2 separate regions of the Homo sapiens genome follow, and region 2 is linked to region 1. The links are chromatin loops, found by intact Hi-C in ENCODE. Cell type or tissue: mammary epithelial cell. All regions are shown on one strand.

Region 1 (8,000 bases):
TTTAAATAGTTAATGCTAAAATAGCACTTACCATTAAGTGGTAAGTGCTTTACTTTGTATTAAAGAAAATTTGAGAAGTTAGTGATTGGGTCAGCAAAACATGCCAATCATGTCCAACAGGGTTTAAGAGAAGGCCACTCAAACATACTCACTGGGACTTCTCTCTTAACCCCTCCCCACAGATGCTCTATGAAGAGTGGTGAAACTCTTCAGGGCTTAACAGTTTTTTGTTTTGTTTTGTTTTTAATTCTAGTGGGGCTTTCCAGGTCTTATACTCCAGTAAAAGGCCATTTGTGAAAACCATGATGAAGCCCCTTAAAAAAAATCGGCAGCCTCTCAAGTAATGACCACTCTCTACAAGGTGTTATGAGTCACTTAGCTAATCATAAGCAAAGACTTAATATACTATGGGATTATTTTTAGGCATCAGATATGCCTATAAATTATACAGCTGATTTATATTCCAAGTTCTAATTTCAAGTATATTAAGTACACATCTTTTTTATTTAAATAGCTTACTAACATGGACTAAATTACATATATGTGTGTATTTCCCAATATCTTGAAATTCCATTAGTTTTTTTTCCTTGGAGATTATAGGTACACTACAGAAAATATCTAATCAGGTAAAAGACTAGATTTCCTTGGAATTTAAGAGCACTGATGGCAGGGTTCAAGTCCAATTTACTAATCTATTTGTTGCAGCTTAATAAATATTACTTGATGTAAAAGACCATATATCATACACAGACCTTTTTTCATTTGTTATTAAATATTTATATATATTTTTTCTTATAATAATACCTAGATCATTTGGTTAGAAACAAGAATAGCTACTTGAATGAACTCAAATTGGAATGATTGGTTCTATGTTTGATGATGTTACTTACATTGTTATGCCATATTTTGTCTGTTCACCTCTCTCTGAGGTCTTAGATATAGAATTATAAGTTTTCTTTCTTTCCTTTTTTTTTCTTGACAGAGTCTTGCTCTGTCACCCAGGCTGGAGTGCAGTGGCATGATCTTGGCTCACTGCAACCTCCACCTCCCGGGTTCAAGCAATTATCCTGCCTCAGCCTCCCAAGTAGCTGGGATTACAGGCACCCGTCACCATGCCTGGCTAATTTTTTTGTATTTTTAGTAGAGACAGGGTTTCATCAAGTTGGCCAGGCTGGTCTCGAACTCCTGACCTCAGGTGATCCACCCACCTCAGCTTCCCAAAGTGCTGGGATTACAGGTACGAGCCACCGCACCCGGCCATAAGTTTTCAATAGTAATCAATTAAAAACCCTCAGCTTTATAAGATTTTGCTATCACATCATATTATTAAATCATACAAGTGTAAATTTTTTGGACACAGAAATACAGGTACTAGAAAGAATTCATAATCTCCAGCAAAACCTTCAGCAAACAAGATATTAACCATCTGAAAAGGATGGTGATTGTATTTTATTTTTAATTGCCTGCATTAATTTAAAAAGTTACTATTATACATTATGTTACTTATGAATTGATTATATTATAGGTCTAAGTTACAGTAATAAAAGTTTGGAAAGTTTTAAAAAGTAGAACTATACATAATCCTACTATCTAAACCCTATTATCCATTTAAAAAATAATACTTATGACATTTTAGAAATGAAAGAACATTTTCAGCTCTATACATTTAAACCAATCACAAAGTTTTTATAATATTATATTTTCAAGCAATTGTGCCTAGCATTTTATAAGCGTGGTATTATTTCAGTGTCTTAGCAATCTTATGAGGTGGGTACTCTTGGAACTGTTATTTAACAGAGGAAGAGACCAGGCTTGGAAAAGTTCAGTGACTCGCTCAAGTCCATTGAGTTGGCAAGAGGCGGTGAAAGGGTTTTAACTAGATCTGACTGTCTTTCATCCAGCTCAGTCCCCTAACTCTACCAGTTGAAAAAAAAGAGGACCCAGAAAATTTAAGTGAGTTGTCCAAGGTGCAAGAGCACCTTGATGTATGATATAGGCCTGATTATAATTTTTACAACCTCTCAGGATTACTTGCATTTTAATATTTAACATTTCTTACTCATCAGTGTTGGTTTTAAACCTGCTTCATGCCCCAGGTTAAATCAGTTTTATCTCATTCCGCCCTTAGTTGTCTATACCAGAGACTCTCAACTTCTCCTGCACACTAGAAAAATACTAAGGCCTTTAACAAATACAGATGCTTGTAACAGATCTCCAAATTTTTGGATTTAATTGACCAGGGCTGCAGCCTGGGCACTGGGATAAGAGGTCTCTAGGTTAATCTAACGTGCAGGTAGGGTTGAGAAGTATTGGTCTATACATAGAACATCTGGTCATCAACTCTTTCATATTTATATTCCCAAACATTTTAGATCATGTTATCACCTGCTTGCACATATGTCATGTGGTTAAAGTATTTTCATGATTTGTATGCCTAGAAGGAAGAAGTAAACATCAACACATCACTCAGCTAAATCTCTGCACAAATGGCATATGTAAAAAAGAGATAAATAAGGTATTGGGTTGAATTGGAATATTGAATTTCAAGCACTGATCATGTACCTAATTATACTAAACATAACTTAAGCCATGATATAGCCTTCTGCTTCTAGTGCTTATGTCAGTATGAGCCCAATTAAGTATATCCCTTAGCTAATTTATTATTTGAAGCAAAGACACTCTTTGGTACTATGGGTTTATAGGAAACAGATTAATATAGCCAAAGTCACTTTCTCTAGCATTGCTTTTGAATTGCTTGAATGAACCAAGAATTTGTATTTGTACTTGTGCTTGATTTAAAATTAAATTAAATTAATAACCCGAACTAATTCCCCAAATTAAATTTTTACATCTGTGAGAAACCTGCCCATTCACCAAGCTGTGCTTACCTGAGCAAATGGAGTCACAATCAAGTCATCTCCGTGTCTGAAAAATAAACCAAATCCCGCATTAGAAATCATCAATAACTCTGTGCTCAGTGTCGTTCAATATTAAACGGCAAGTTCCACTTTCATGAGTTCCCATAGAGAATTACAGTGATTCCATCCTTATACTTCAGCACATGTTCTTCCCAGCAACTGGGTTAAAAATATGTCTTCTGGGATGTTAACAATTGTCCAACTCCCTGGGTAAAAAGAGGGGCTTCTTGATCATCAGCCAGGGTCACTGTTGCTTTTTAGGCACACAGGATATGCAATAGTAGAAATGGTGTTCCAGCAGTGGGGCCTGAGTTTTACTTTTGGCCTCTTACTGTAGATATTAGTAAGGGGTGCTGTGGAAGGAACCAGCAATGCAGTGACTTCAGTGAGAGAACCCTTGACCATCTAATATTTGAAGGTGATTAGCATGGAGTGTTCCACATCATCCCGTGTAAGTCTTGGACAGGCTAGGAACTGTAGATGACATGGGACTGCATCATACACTAATAAAAACCCAGTGAAATGTTCAACTGACTCATCCCAGCCACTGTAGTCACTGGGAAATGTTACTCCTTGTGTGCTGTTGCTGCAGCAACCCCAGCTACACCGTGCCTGGGGTATGGGAGCAAGGTGTCAGCATGACGTGTCTTGGAGGGACAGGGAAGGGCAAGGAAAGTTGTGCAACATTCCAGTTAGAGGAAAGTGAGAAACTGGGGCCCAGGGTTCTTTTGTGGTATTTCTTAGCATGAATAATTTGAGACAAGGATTTCCAGAGTCACCATCAGCTATTTCTTGATCTAGCTAGATAAAATTCTTAAATCAAAAGTGAATGCTGTTATTCAACACAGACAGCTCCCTGGACATGGCCCTGAGAACAGTGCAAATAAACTTTTCGCTCACTCATGAACAATCTGAAAACAACCTGAGTGACCCAAAACAACACCCATGAAACATGCTGGGGCACAGGGAGCATATGGATGATGTTACTCAATAAATTGTTACCAATAGCTAGAATAGGTGCTGTGGTCGTCATCAAACCATGTGGAGATCTTGAAAATAAAAATGTGGGAAATAAAAGCAGAAGAAGGAAAAAACAATGTAAAGGAAGCATGTGTTATTTTACACCCCCTTAGTTCCAGAATCATGTTTTTCAAGGGGCACCTGCTCTTTGTAGAGATTATTCATAGAACTCTAGAACTCTAAGAAGGTAGGACATTGGGTTTTATGATCATTTTATAGAAGAGGCAACTGAGGTTCAGAGAGGGCATAAGGTCTAAAAACTAATAAGTGGTAGAGGCAGGATGTCAATTGAAAAAGGTATTTTCCCATGTTGATGTTTAATTGCCATTGCAACAGTATTAAGAGGTGGGGGCCTGTGAGAAGTAATTAGGTCAGGAGGGCTTCACACTCATGAATGAATTAATGCTGTTATGGTGGGAGGGGGTTAGTTATCATAAGAGTGGGTTGTTATAAAGTGAGCCCAGCCCCTCATGTTTTCTCTTTTGCATGTGCTCACTTGCCCTTCCATTTTTCCATTGTTTGGGATGATGCATCCCAAATATCCTAATCAGATGCTGATGCCATGTCCTTGAACTACCCAGCCTCTAGAACTGTAAGATATAAACTTCTTTTCTATATAAATTACCCTGTCTATGCTATTCTGTTATAGCAACAGAAACTGGACTAAGATAGTGTTCTTCTGTCATCAATAAATAATTTACATAATTTACCTTGACTCTCAAAAAAAAAAGGTCTTCTGAGGTCAAGCCCAGAAAGGCTCTTTCCTAGAACAATGGCCCAGGGTAGGAGCAGGCCTGGTGCACTGAAGTGGCAAGGAGGCCATTGAGCCCGTGGGAGCCAGCAGAGAGGGATGAAGCCAAGGAGGCAGAGCAGCTGCCTAGATGAGAAAGAAGCAGATACAGAGCTGCAACGAGAAGCTCGGTGATTCTAGAGAATGCCATGGAAGGCAGGAAATTCAGAATCATGGGTGGTAACGAGCCAGGCAGCAGATCACAGAGCCCTTGTATGAAATGTACAAGAACTTGGATTTTACTCTCTGATGGAAGTTTGGGTTGGAATTTCAGCTCTGCCACATACTAGGTGTGTGAAATTGTGCAAGTTATTAAACTTCACTTTCCCTTGGCCTCTTCATCTGTAAAATGGAGATAACAGCACATACATAGAGTGATGTTTTGGGATTCAATAAATTAATAATGTTAAGTGCTGAAAAATGTGCTTACCACACAGTAAATGTTCAATAAACATTTCTATAATAATAATTAGCAGCAGTAGTAAAACCTTTTAAATCATAATGATTTTTGCTTTCCTATGCAGTCAGGAAATTGCAAAGACTCAGAAAACTGATACTTCGCTAAGAAGGACTCTTGAGACCCTGTGACAGGTCTATAAAAGATTGAGGGCTTTAAAGGGGCAAAAATGGAAGCAGGGAGACCAGTGTAGAGAAAAGAAGAGATGAGGACCTAAACTAAATCAGTGGTAGTTGAGAGAGAGAGAGAGAGGGACGATGACAGCATTAAAAGCTCTGGGGGAAAGAAAAAGTTCTGGGGAAAAAAAGATATGAAAATTTCAAGCATTTACAAAAGTAAAAAGAATGTTATCACAGCAAGTGTATTTTATATACAATCATCAGCTGTTACAACAATGTTGCAAGGTAGGTGACATTACTCCCATTTTTCAGATGAGAAAATTGTAGCTCAAATTGATTAAGAGATTTAACACAAAGACACGCAGGTAGTAAGCTGCACAGCCATACCTGGAATGGTCCCCTTTTGTGATATGCATTGGCTGATTCCTATGGAACAGCTTAAAAAGATTAAAAATAAAGCTCTAGGAAAATGGCCCAATAAATGCAAATTACAAAGTGATGCCAGGGTTGGCCAGCTACATTTCTTCCTTGGCCCATCATTCTGACTTTCCCTTCTGGCTGTGTCATATAGGTAAATATAGGGCTGCAATTTCTCTTATGTACTTATTTTGAAACAGTAGCCTAACTCTCACAAAACAACTGAGAAATATTTACAGATACACCAGTGTTTAAAAAGCATGAAGACAAAATCCAGAGCTAAACACTTCAGCATTTGACAAATTTCTACACACATAAAGGCACCTTTAGAGTTCATTTGAAGCCAAACATTCTTGGGAGTGGTGGACAAATCAGTAAACTGTGTAGTGTGTTAGAAGTCCGAAGACAAAAAACATTTTCAATAGGTGTATATACTACATATATTGCATTCAAGATAGTTCAATGGTTTCTGACATTAAAAAATGTTATTAAAAATTCCATAATGGGAGGTATATTACACAAGGAGAAAAGACATGCCACCTATGCCGACTTGATTTGCCAGTCTGATAAACTATTCATCTGCTTCAGTGCATGGCCAAGCTGAAGACATTGTATTGTAAAATGGATGAGAGGCAGTTCAGATAACCAAAATTAAAATAATATGACATCTTCTTATTGTCCCAAGCTATAGTCTCTTCTTTCATTTTATTCTTTATAATTGACCTACTATAAAGTTTATTTTTTTCAGGACTAAGTCATCTTGACAAGGCACATCATCAATCTGAAATGAATCCATGGAAATATGTCTCCTAATTTTTTATATAGATTGCAGTGGATTTGAATCTTTCAAAACTCAAAAGGGTTGCATATTTATTAAAACATTTAATTTTCTCTTTGGTTGTATCTCCTTTATAAGTATTATAAGTAATACACTTTACAATATTTATGATAATTTACCAGCCTTTTTTCCCTATGAAAGCATAAAGACAGTTATCATTTTAGTGAAGGAAATATATTACTTTTTAATAAATTGCCCAGAAATTGTTTCTGCCAAATATCTCAAGATGGTCTCATTTTAGTAACAGTAAAATGATACCTAGCATTTCAGTGGCAGATGTCCTCGATAAACGGCAGGTTATAGCCTATCCATTTATTTTCAAAAGTATGTCATGCTTAAATTATCTTTGAATATATACCTAACATATAATTTTAAAATCTTTGTCTAAGTCCTCAACTCAATATTAAAACAGATCTTTTCAGACATACTGTCACTAGGAGAATAAGGCAAGTAAAACCTATTTTTATTTGTGGTTAGAAGAAAATAAATATAATACAAACATATCTTTGAATTGTGTCTTACACTTTGCTTATAATCATTTAAAAACAGATCTGGTAGTTAAGATCAACAGAAGATTCACTTTGTGAATATGATTTGGTTTAAAGTATGTGTGGGTTTTAATGAACTGAATAATCACATATGCTCAAAAAAATCCTATGAAATAAAATAATTCTGAAATCTTGCACCTGAACAACTTTACCCACAGAAGCTTTTTAAAGCGCCTTGCCACGTAAAGTGGGGCTGGGAGGGATTACAATACAATGTAATAAATTGGGGCTTCCTAGGCCTACTTGGCTAAATATTTTTCTGAGTCTCTTCTGAGATGGGAAGAGACTATTAGGGTCTCTATAAAGTGACTGAAAAGCTAGATTCAAAGTCACACAGTGAATATCGCCTGGACATTTTGAAATTGTACCGCCTGGTAATGTGAATTTTGGGTGAGGATGATGCAATACTGTCTTTCATTTAAATAAAAACAATTATAACAACAACAACCCTTAACAAAAAACAGCTGTGATCTGTTTTAAGGAAAATACAGCTCTTTTAAAAAAAAGAACTGGAGTGTTCATGGAGGACAGGCGGAGAATGAATGAGGGATAGGAAGGCTCAGAAAAAAAGTCATTTTGACACTGCGTGTCTATATGTATGTATGTATGCACACATGTATACATGTATGTATGTATGCACATATGTATGTATGTGAGAGATGAGATTGGTACCAAGGTAACAGTCACAGCAGAATGCAAGTGCAGAAACTTCTAGAACAGCCAGGATGAGCCACTGTAGGTCACTGTGGGAGTCAGTGTCACATTGGTTTTAAATTTCATGATGTCCAAGGAGGTGCCACATGCTCTGTCACCTTCCCTGGTTACCAGGAAGTGAACCAGAGTCATCTTCACTAGTCCTGGCGAGCCTTGTCTCTCCCAAAGAGAAAGACTTG
Region 2 (8,000 bases), 81 kb after region 1:
AAATTGCAGGTATTACAGGAGCAAGCTACGCCGCCTGGCCAAAAATAGAAAAATATTGATATGTTAAATGAAGAAGCAGAGTACAGAAATAGTATTTACAGCTATTTAAGATATGTAAGGTAAGTTGAAAATGAGAATAACTGAGGATGGAATAATGGGGTTAATGGGTTATTTTCCTTCCAACATATTAATGTTATTCCATCTTTTTGATTCTCAATTATAAAATTGGACATTTTAGCTTATATGAATGCTTTCCACTGTGATCATGAGGCCAAAATAAGAATGCTAAGCCAGTCTAGATTTTTACAACCTTAAGAGAAAAGAGCTAATAAAAAAATTATAATCCTCCATTGGTCAGAGTTGCAAGAAAATTCAGAAAATTGTATCCAACCAGTACTGAAATACTCATTTGCATATTATATAACCTGAGCAAATTGTGGTTTAATGTCTAAGTAGATATTGGCATATATAAAGATGAGCTTGCTAATACATATAGTAGGTATATTTTTAATATTTTAAACTTTCATATATAATACTTTATTGATAAAAACTACATACAATATGCAAATACAGTGAAGAAAAGAGAGGCAGTCCCCCTTACCTTCACTCCTACCATTTTTTTTTTTACTCCTAAAAAATAACCACTACCAAAAGCTTGGACAGAGTCTTCCAGAATTTTTTCTGCATCTACAAACCTAAGTATTACATGTATACTTATTACATAATAATACTTATAATGAAAAGTATAAGTACTATTACATATACAATAACCAATTTTAAAATTTGCTTTAAAAACAACCACAGTCATATTTTGAACAGTAGCATCTCTTTTATTTTCAGATTACATAATGAATGATCTTACATGTAACACATAAATCCTAAACACTGTTCTGTCAGCAGGAAAGAAAAAAGTCCACTTCCATTGACTAAACTTCTCTTTATATTTATATTTGTAAGACTAATAATGTTTTACTTACTTAAACTAAATCACAAGTCTTAATTACATTAATGAGAAGTATCCCTGGGAAATGTTTATAAATGTTTATAAAAGTGTTAAAGAGATATCAAGGAATATGTAAGGTAATATTTTCATAGTATATAACAACTGACTAAATCTGAATTTAAGATATGCAAGAAAGGCAAACAATTCTGCAATCAATGAATCTGCTAATTTTATTAGCTTTATGAGCATAAGAAAATATATAAAGTTTTTCTCAATTTCATGCAGGCACATTTTTTTAAAATAATGCTTAAGAATAAATACTATAATCACTTTCTGCTAGAACGTGGCATATAAATAACTGTTCCTTAAATAAAAGCAACCTAGTATACACCTTTATTAAATAAACCCTAAATTTGGACACCTATGTTACAAAGAGACAAATAGATTAATTTTAAGGTTATTTGTATTTTGTCTTGAAATTAATAAAATTTTAATTATAACAGGCTGACCTTTAATAAGAGGAAGGGTATAAAATACAAGTTTGCCATGAAATCCCATTTAAAATGTGAATATCTCATAGCAATTTAATTAAGGCTGTAAGGACAAGTTAGTGTGGACTGCTTTTTATGATACTTGGAGAGAAACAAATAGAAAAAGGTAAAGAAGTAATCCAAAACATTGGATTCTTGCACAATACAACAAACTTCCAAACGTAATGTTTGGCTTTAGGGAATCCCGGAGGACAGTAGACAGATTTGGAGAAAGTAGACCAATGGAACACAAAATAGATTTATGTAATCAGAGTGAAGATGGTAAAGCCAGAAAGATGTGTCCCAAGAACAAAGTATTTTGGAGATCAACCTGGAAACAAATAAACATCTGAAAAAGAGATAAATGGCAAAGTTTTAGGTCTCTCTCATGGGAAGTCAACTGAAAAGGAATGAGGGTAGGGTGGTGGTGGAGAAATGCAGACAGCAACACTGGTGAGAAAACATTGTCCCTCTGAGCAATTTGAGGCCTGTGGCCTTTATGTGCAGAGGCACAAGAAGAGAGGCCGTTTGGGTTTTTTTAATGCTCAAGTAAACATGTGTGTGTGTATGTATGTGTATACATATATATACACACAAACATATATTTTCTCTATATACCAAATCTATAATCTATATTGATTTTATACATGTAATTAAATAAATAAATATAATAGATGTGTCTAATATTTGACTGATAGACGGATAATAAAATGGCAAAACTGTTACTACAGCTGATTATACCCTCAGGCCAAATTTTTTGGCAGCTGCAGTGATATACCCAAGCGGTTATATTATTAAGTCAGATGTAAGATTAATAACTGGAGAGGTTTCTATAGTGTGTAGTTAAATCTAAGAATCATGCATATATAGAGAGAGATTTATTTCTTACACAGAAATCATTCTATCCCCAAGTCTATGGAGAATATTTTTAGTTAAATGGAAAAATACACACATTAACAAATCAAAATATTTAAAAATGCATTTTAAATTGTGGCTTGACTTATGAAAATATCCCATACAATTTAAAACAAAAAATATAATAATTGTGGATAAAAATAGACTATGATAATCTCAGAGAGGTAAAGGGTGTCAATGTTACTCATCTCCTGAAATGAACAAATTATTTCCAATTGAAACCTGAATTTGAAAATACATCTCCTGGCAGTTTAGACAAAAAGAGAAATAGTTTGGTTAAACACTATTTTTAAAGTAGTAACATCTTTTCACATAGGAATGGTATAAATTATAAATGAGTTAAATTCATGTATATTATAAATTCTGTTTACTCATGTTGGTGATTTATATTAGCTATGGTAATTCATACAAGGATTTTAAGGATTTTCCAGTATTTATTGTTTGAGGAAAAAAAGGACAGGACTCTCCAAATTTGTTTGCAGATGCAATCTTTTCTTTAAATAAACTCAAGGAATAATTTATTGCACGTGTTATTTTGTAAGAAATGGCAAGTAACGTTAAGAGACAAAATCTTCATCTATAATTTATTAAAACTCACAGAAATACTGCGGATGGGGCAATTCTTGTTTCTGGTTGACTGTAAAACACTACAATAACAGCAAAGGCTAACCTATCCACAAAAACACAAGCTAAATTCCTGACGCAAATAATTTGAGTATTTACATGTGTGTTTGCCTGCTCACATGATAATGCATATTTTGCTGGCCTGTTTTCCTCCCATTCTCAACCACCTCACTTCAATCATTGCTTTTATTTCCCCAGTGTGAGGTATGATTATTTCCATTTCAAAGAGGTGAGCTTAGTTATTTATAATCAATCACTAAGAAAAACAAAATAAGACTAACCCCTAAAATAGCCATAAAAGTATTTTGTAAATACCTATTGTAGAAAAAAAAGTTACTTTGTTGGAAAATACTCCTTAAGGGCCATGCCATATGCTGATTAGCATATCAAATCACCATTGGGGAAATAATAGAACATTAGAATACATTGAAACTGACATATTTTTTCATCAGAGTAAAAGCATTAAAATAACCAAAAATATAATTACTAGGAATCATTTCTAATAAAATAAAACATAAGAGATGAATGAATGATAAGCAACTTGATATACATTTAGCCACATAGTTAAATTCAAGTTTGTTTCATGTGTATGATTAAATATAAATAACATTATTAATTTCTAACACATCTGTGCTAAAAGTGAGGGTATTGCTTTTAAAGACAAGGGCAAAGCCTGTCAACCACCAGCCTGCTTGCAGCAAGCAAAGAAGATAAGAAAACAAGCAACTGAATCAAACACTGAAAAATGACAAGTTTTCATTTTCAAAACTCCCAACATATCTGCAAGTTTCTTTCCTCCTTTAAAAATTATCATCAGATAAATTGTTACAGTCCAAGAGGAATTAAAAAAAAAATCAGCACCCATTTGGTTAAAGCACATGAGTTTGGGAACAAAATAAAGAATAAAAGAGCCGCCAATACTGCCTTCTTTCACAAAGCCTCGACATCACACAACTTACTAAATACTCAAGGAGTACGTCAATCTTAAAAGAGAAAAGGGGAAAAGCATGAGAGAAAAGAACGTTACCAAACTGCCTCTGCAGTCCTTAGGGAACTTGTAGATCGGGATCTTGGCTTCATAATAATGCTCATTTTGAAAAAAAATAAAAAGGAAAATAAGTCTTCAACTATTCTGATTAATACATTCTAACTGTCTTTCTGCAAAGAAGATTTTAAAGATATTCCATTTCCAAGGGAGGCTGCTTGAAGAAATCCAATTTTCCTGGAGTCCATCTCCTGTCCTCGGTCCAGCTCATGGGCAAGGTTCTAACACGCAGGAGCGCTTTCTTCCTTCATACTGAATTTACTCCAGTACTAGGCTGTTAGGAAGTGACAGTTTCTTCTGTGTCTTGCAATGCCAAGGGAGGAACTGAATTCTGAATTGATTCTTCATCTGGGTCACAAGGGAAACCAGCATAGTGAAAGAGTCACTTGATCTCTTTTTTGCAATTCCATAGTAACAGCTTTAAAGGTTTCTGACACTCGAAGAGCGCAGGTAGAGAGAGAGAAAAAGAAAATGACCGGGAGGTACTGTAACACGGGAGAGCTGTCAAGGAAGTTCCATTTCAGGGCAAGCACAGGAAAACACTCCTCTCCGTGGAGCAAAGAAGTCAGCCAAGGAACAAATCTCTCCACACTTTGGCTGGGTGGGCTGATTTACCTGCGAAAGTAATTTCTGTGTGTCCCTGCTTAGAATCCAGGGTTTTGTGAATGAGAACTATCATTCAATCTCACCAGGCAGAAACTATTCCTCAAGGGCTGTATGACGTCTGTAAGAAGGCAGTTCAAAACACCGCAGGGCAGTGAGAAAGGAAAAAAAAAAAAAAAAAAAAAGAAAAGCCCAGCGCCCAGCCTAGCCTCGTCAATTGCTGAGACTTACAAAGCAAAGGGGCGGATCAGCTCCAGAGACCAGCACTGTAAACCGGCCAAGCAGACAAGAGACCTCACAAAACTTATAAAACCATTTCCTTCTCTGGGAAATGAGATGTCTGTGTTATTCTGGGTAACATTCCGTGATCACCTTTACAAGGAACACACCCCTTGCCATTAAGTTGTTTATTTACCATAATAAACAAATGAATTTTATAAAAGTCATTCTTTCAAAAAAGTATTTCACTGAAGCACTAAAACTAAACTTTTCTCTTTAGAAGCAAAGTTGAGAGAACTTGATGACTTAGCAGCTGTTCATTTTGAGCGGATGTAATGAAATGTCATGCTTTGGAGTTGGTTGTAGAGATGTAAATTACCTCTTAAAAATTCAGCAGAGTGTAACAGGCACCCTTGGATCAGAACATACTGGAATTTTAAACTGAAAAATTGAATGTATTATTCCTGGACAAGTGGCTGCACGTATTAAGGCTGTTCCCTTGCACAATGTTTTCTAAACCTTATTTTTTTTTAAAAAAAATGCAAATTTCATTCATCTCTACACACAAAGACTTGGGTTTGCTAATCCTTAACAGCTCTTCAGTAAGGAATGAAGCTTTATATCTTGTCAATATCTCTTATTATTTCGAAGGCCAAAACCTTTCCCACCTCCTAAATATAAAATATTTTCTATTACAGTAGATATAATCTAAGCTGATTCCAATTGCTCCCAACAGAAGGAACAGTTGACCAGCCTGCCTATCTCTCTGAACATCTACACAGAGGATATATACTCCTCTGGGTGTGCCAACTTCAATTATTTTGGATGTGAATTACCAAGTGAAAATAATGTAAGCATTCTGATTGCTTAAATGGCATTAGCTAGTACGTTGGTTCTCTAGTCTGACGTGAACTTGGTGTTTATTTAGCATTTGCAGACAGGATGTTGGAGTGCAGTTGTGACCCACCCAAACAACTTGGAAAATGTAGTACGGCATCCGCCAGAGGCTCTGGCTGCTTCTTACAACAAACCCTTCATCTGCTCCCCTGGTCACACTTCAAGGTGCATTTGTGACTTAGTCTTCTTTCAATGACTCTCAGGCCTCTTACGGTAAATGCCAATAAATTGCTTTCCACATAGTTATCCCCTTAAGCTTTTCAGTTTCCTTATGACTGCCAGGGGACATTCACACTTTCTTAGCACTGTCCCATGTCTAGTATATTGCTGGCATTTTAAAGCAGGTTAATTAATCATGTATTTTTTTGGAAACTTAAAAGTTTTGTGAGACTAATTATTTTTAGGGGAGAGGGGATTTAGAGGAAGAGGTTTAATTTTTTTCTTATTGGAATTTAAATGTGGGAAAAGAAAGAACAAAAGCAAACCAAGTAAAATTAGGCAACTACTATTTATTTGAAACACTGTTCCCTCCATGTAAGGTCTACCAAATAGCTTCCAGTTGCCATTTCAGAAAGCAAATGACAATGATCAGAGAATGTAATGTCTGACTGTTGAGTTTTCAACTCTCCAGAAATAATTAGCCTGTGTTCTACCGTCCCCCAGATCCATGTTACAATGAGCTTATTTAGCCTGATGCTACTCCCTTCTCTGTCACACACACACAAGTTTAGTGCAGCCCCATGTGCTGTTCCTTGCTTACTTGCCCAACATTCTACATCTTCCAAGAATCTTTCTCTGAAAACCTAACACACTTATTGGGCATCTACTAAAGACTGTATAATAGTACCATAATGACTAAGAAATCGTCCCTCTCCCCTGGCAAAAACAAACTTAAGTGGGGAATCTGACAATGTATGGAACTAACCAGAATACTCAAAGTTTTTGGATTGGTACATCAAGGTTGCCATTACAGAGAAAGAAAGATGCGCTATGTTGTAAGACCATTGAGATTTAAATTTAAGTTTTGCTTCTACTCCTAATATTTAAGGTAGTGACAGAATAAAAAAAAAGTATGTATTTGATGTTACAGAGTTTTATCCACTTGTAAGACCATTTCTCACATGAACATTTCTGAAAGAATGTTTTGTTATCTAAGCATCCTGTAGTTTTCCCTCTGAAAAGCTTCCCCAAATGGAAAAGATATGGCATTTCCCTCGAAATTCCTGTTAGCATGCAAGCATATGATGGCATGCAGGCTGATGAGGAGGCCTGAATATGGGGAGACTGGATTTAGGAACCATGTGGCCCATGCTTTTGATCCAGAAGCTGCGATTATTTCTCAGTATTTCCCTGTTGTACTGAATTGTATAATGTATGGACCTTTTACTTTCTGGTTGTTACCACATTTCAATAGACTGTACCATAGATGTATACATCCATTGGGTCATCCATCTGTAGATGTTTTGTTGAATCAAATGACTATGTCATTTGATGTTTCTGAAACTTCAGTCATAACACCACCTTCATAATTCTTTCCATATTAGCATTCCATCTATACCATGATTTGATATTTTTCTTAATTGACTCACTTTTTAAAAAAACTTAAACTGAATATAAAAGGTAACTTTATATTTATTCTGTAAATAGATTTAATATACTGGTATAATTTGCCCCCAAAATATAAGATATATTAATAGAAAAAAAGGAGTCCAAAATAACTCCTAAAGTCTGTCTCATACCACTAATGGTGCCCCGATACAACTTGGCAACACTTACATGGAAAGCGTCAATTGCATACAGGTAGATTGTGCGCACCTAAAATGTGATCTCCCTTTCTCTTATCATCCAATGGTGAGCGTGACTTGTGAGACTTATGACATTTATCCATGGATTAAACATTAAACATTAAATGAAGCCAACTGAATGAGGTGTTACGGAGTAATTTTACTATACAACTCAGGTTTTCTCAAGTATTACTATTTTCAAATACTCTGCCTACTATCAAATCTTCTGTTCTCTAAATTCCTATTTTCAGATTACAATAGATATTCTATACTTTCCAATCTATCATGAGCATATTTCTTAGAGCCATATTATATATCAACTAAATATTCAGGCCTCTCAAATATGCTGAAATTCAGTACTCCAGATATGTCAAACTAACTTTTTAGAAAAAAAGACCAGGGGACTGCAGTTTTTACAGTTTCCTGCTATTCTCTATTGT

What was found. Peaks named below come from ENCODE experiments on the same cell type or tissue, not always from the same donor. Only the 100,000 strongest peaks of a DNase experiment are listed, where the experiment ranks them.
Region 2: a loop joins it to region 1, with 8 times the contacts of the local background. A loop is called at or near these places in 4 of 110 quality-filtered maps.

Annotation. Positions count from the first base shown.
Region 1 is chr5:59,190,612-59,198,611 of GRCh38, forward strand. It overlaps PDE4D (phosphodiesterase 4D), which reads right to left. Exons shown (of 15, transcript NM_001104631.2): 3 at 2,889-2,925. Among named protein-coding and RNA genes, the nearest start is that of PDE4D-AS1, 150 kb to the left of the region's middle. In mammary epithelial cell, no CTCF peak of the experiment used is centred here; a DNase peak (open chromatin) is centred at 3,520; H3K27ac peaks cover 2,308 bases.
Region 2 is chr5:59,271,299-59,279,298 of GRCh38, forward strand. The region is part of intron 1 of PDE4D (phosphodiesterase 4D); the gene reads right to left. Among named protein-coding and RNA genes, the nearest start is that of PDE4D-AS1, 240 kb to the left of the region's middle. In mammary epithelial cell, no CTCF peak of the experiment used is centred here; a DNase peak (open chromatin) is centred at 4,823; H3K4me3 peaks cover 1,236 bases; H3K27ac peaks cover 1,463 bases.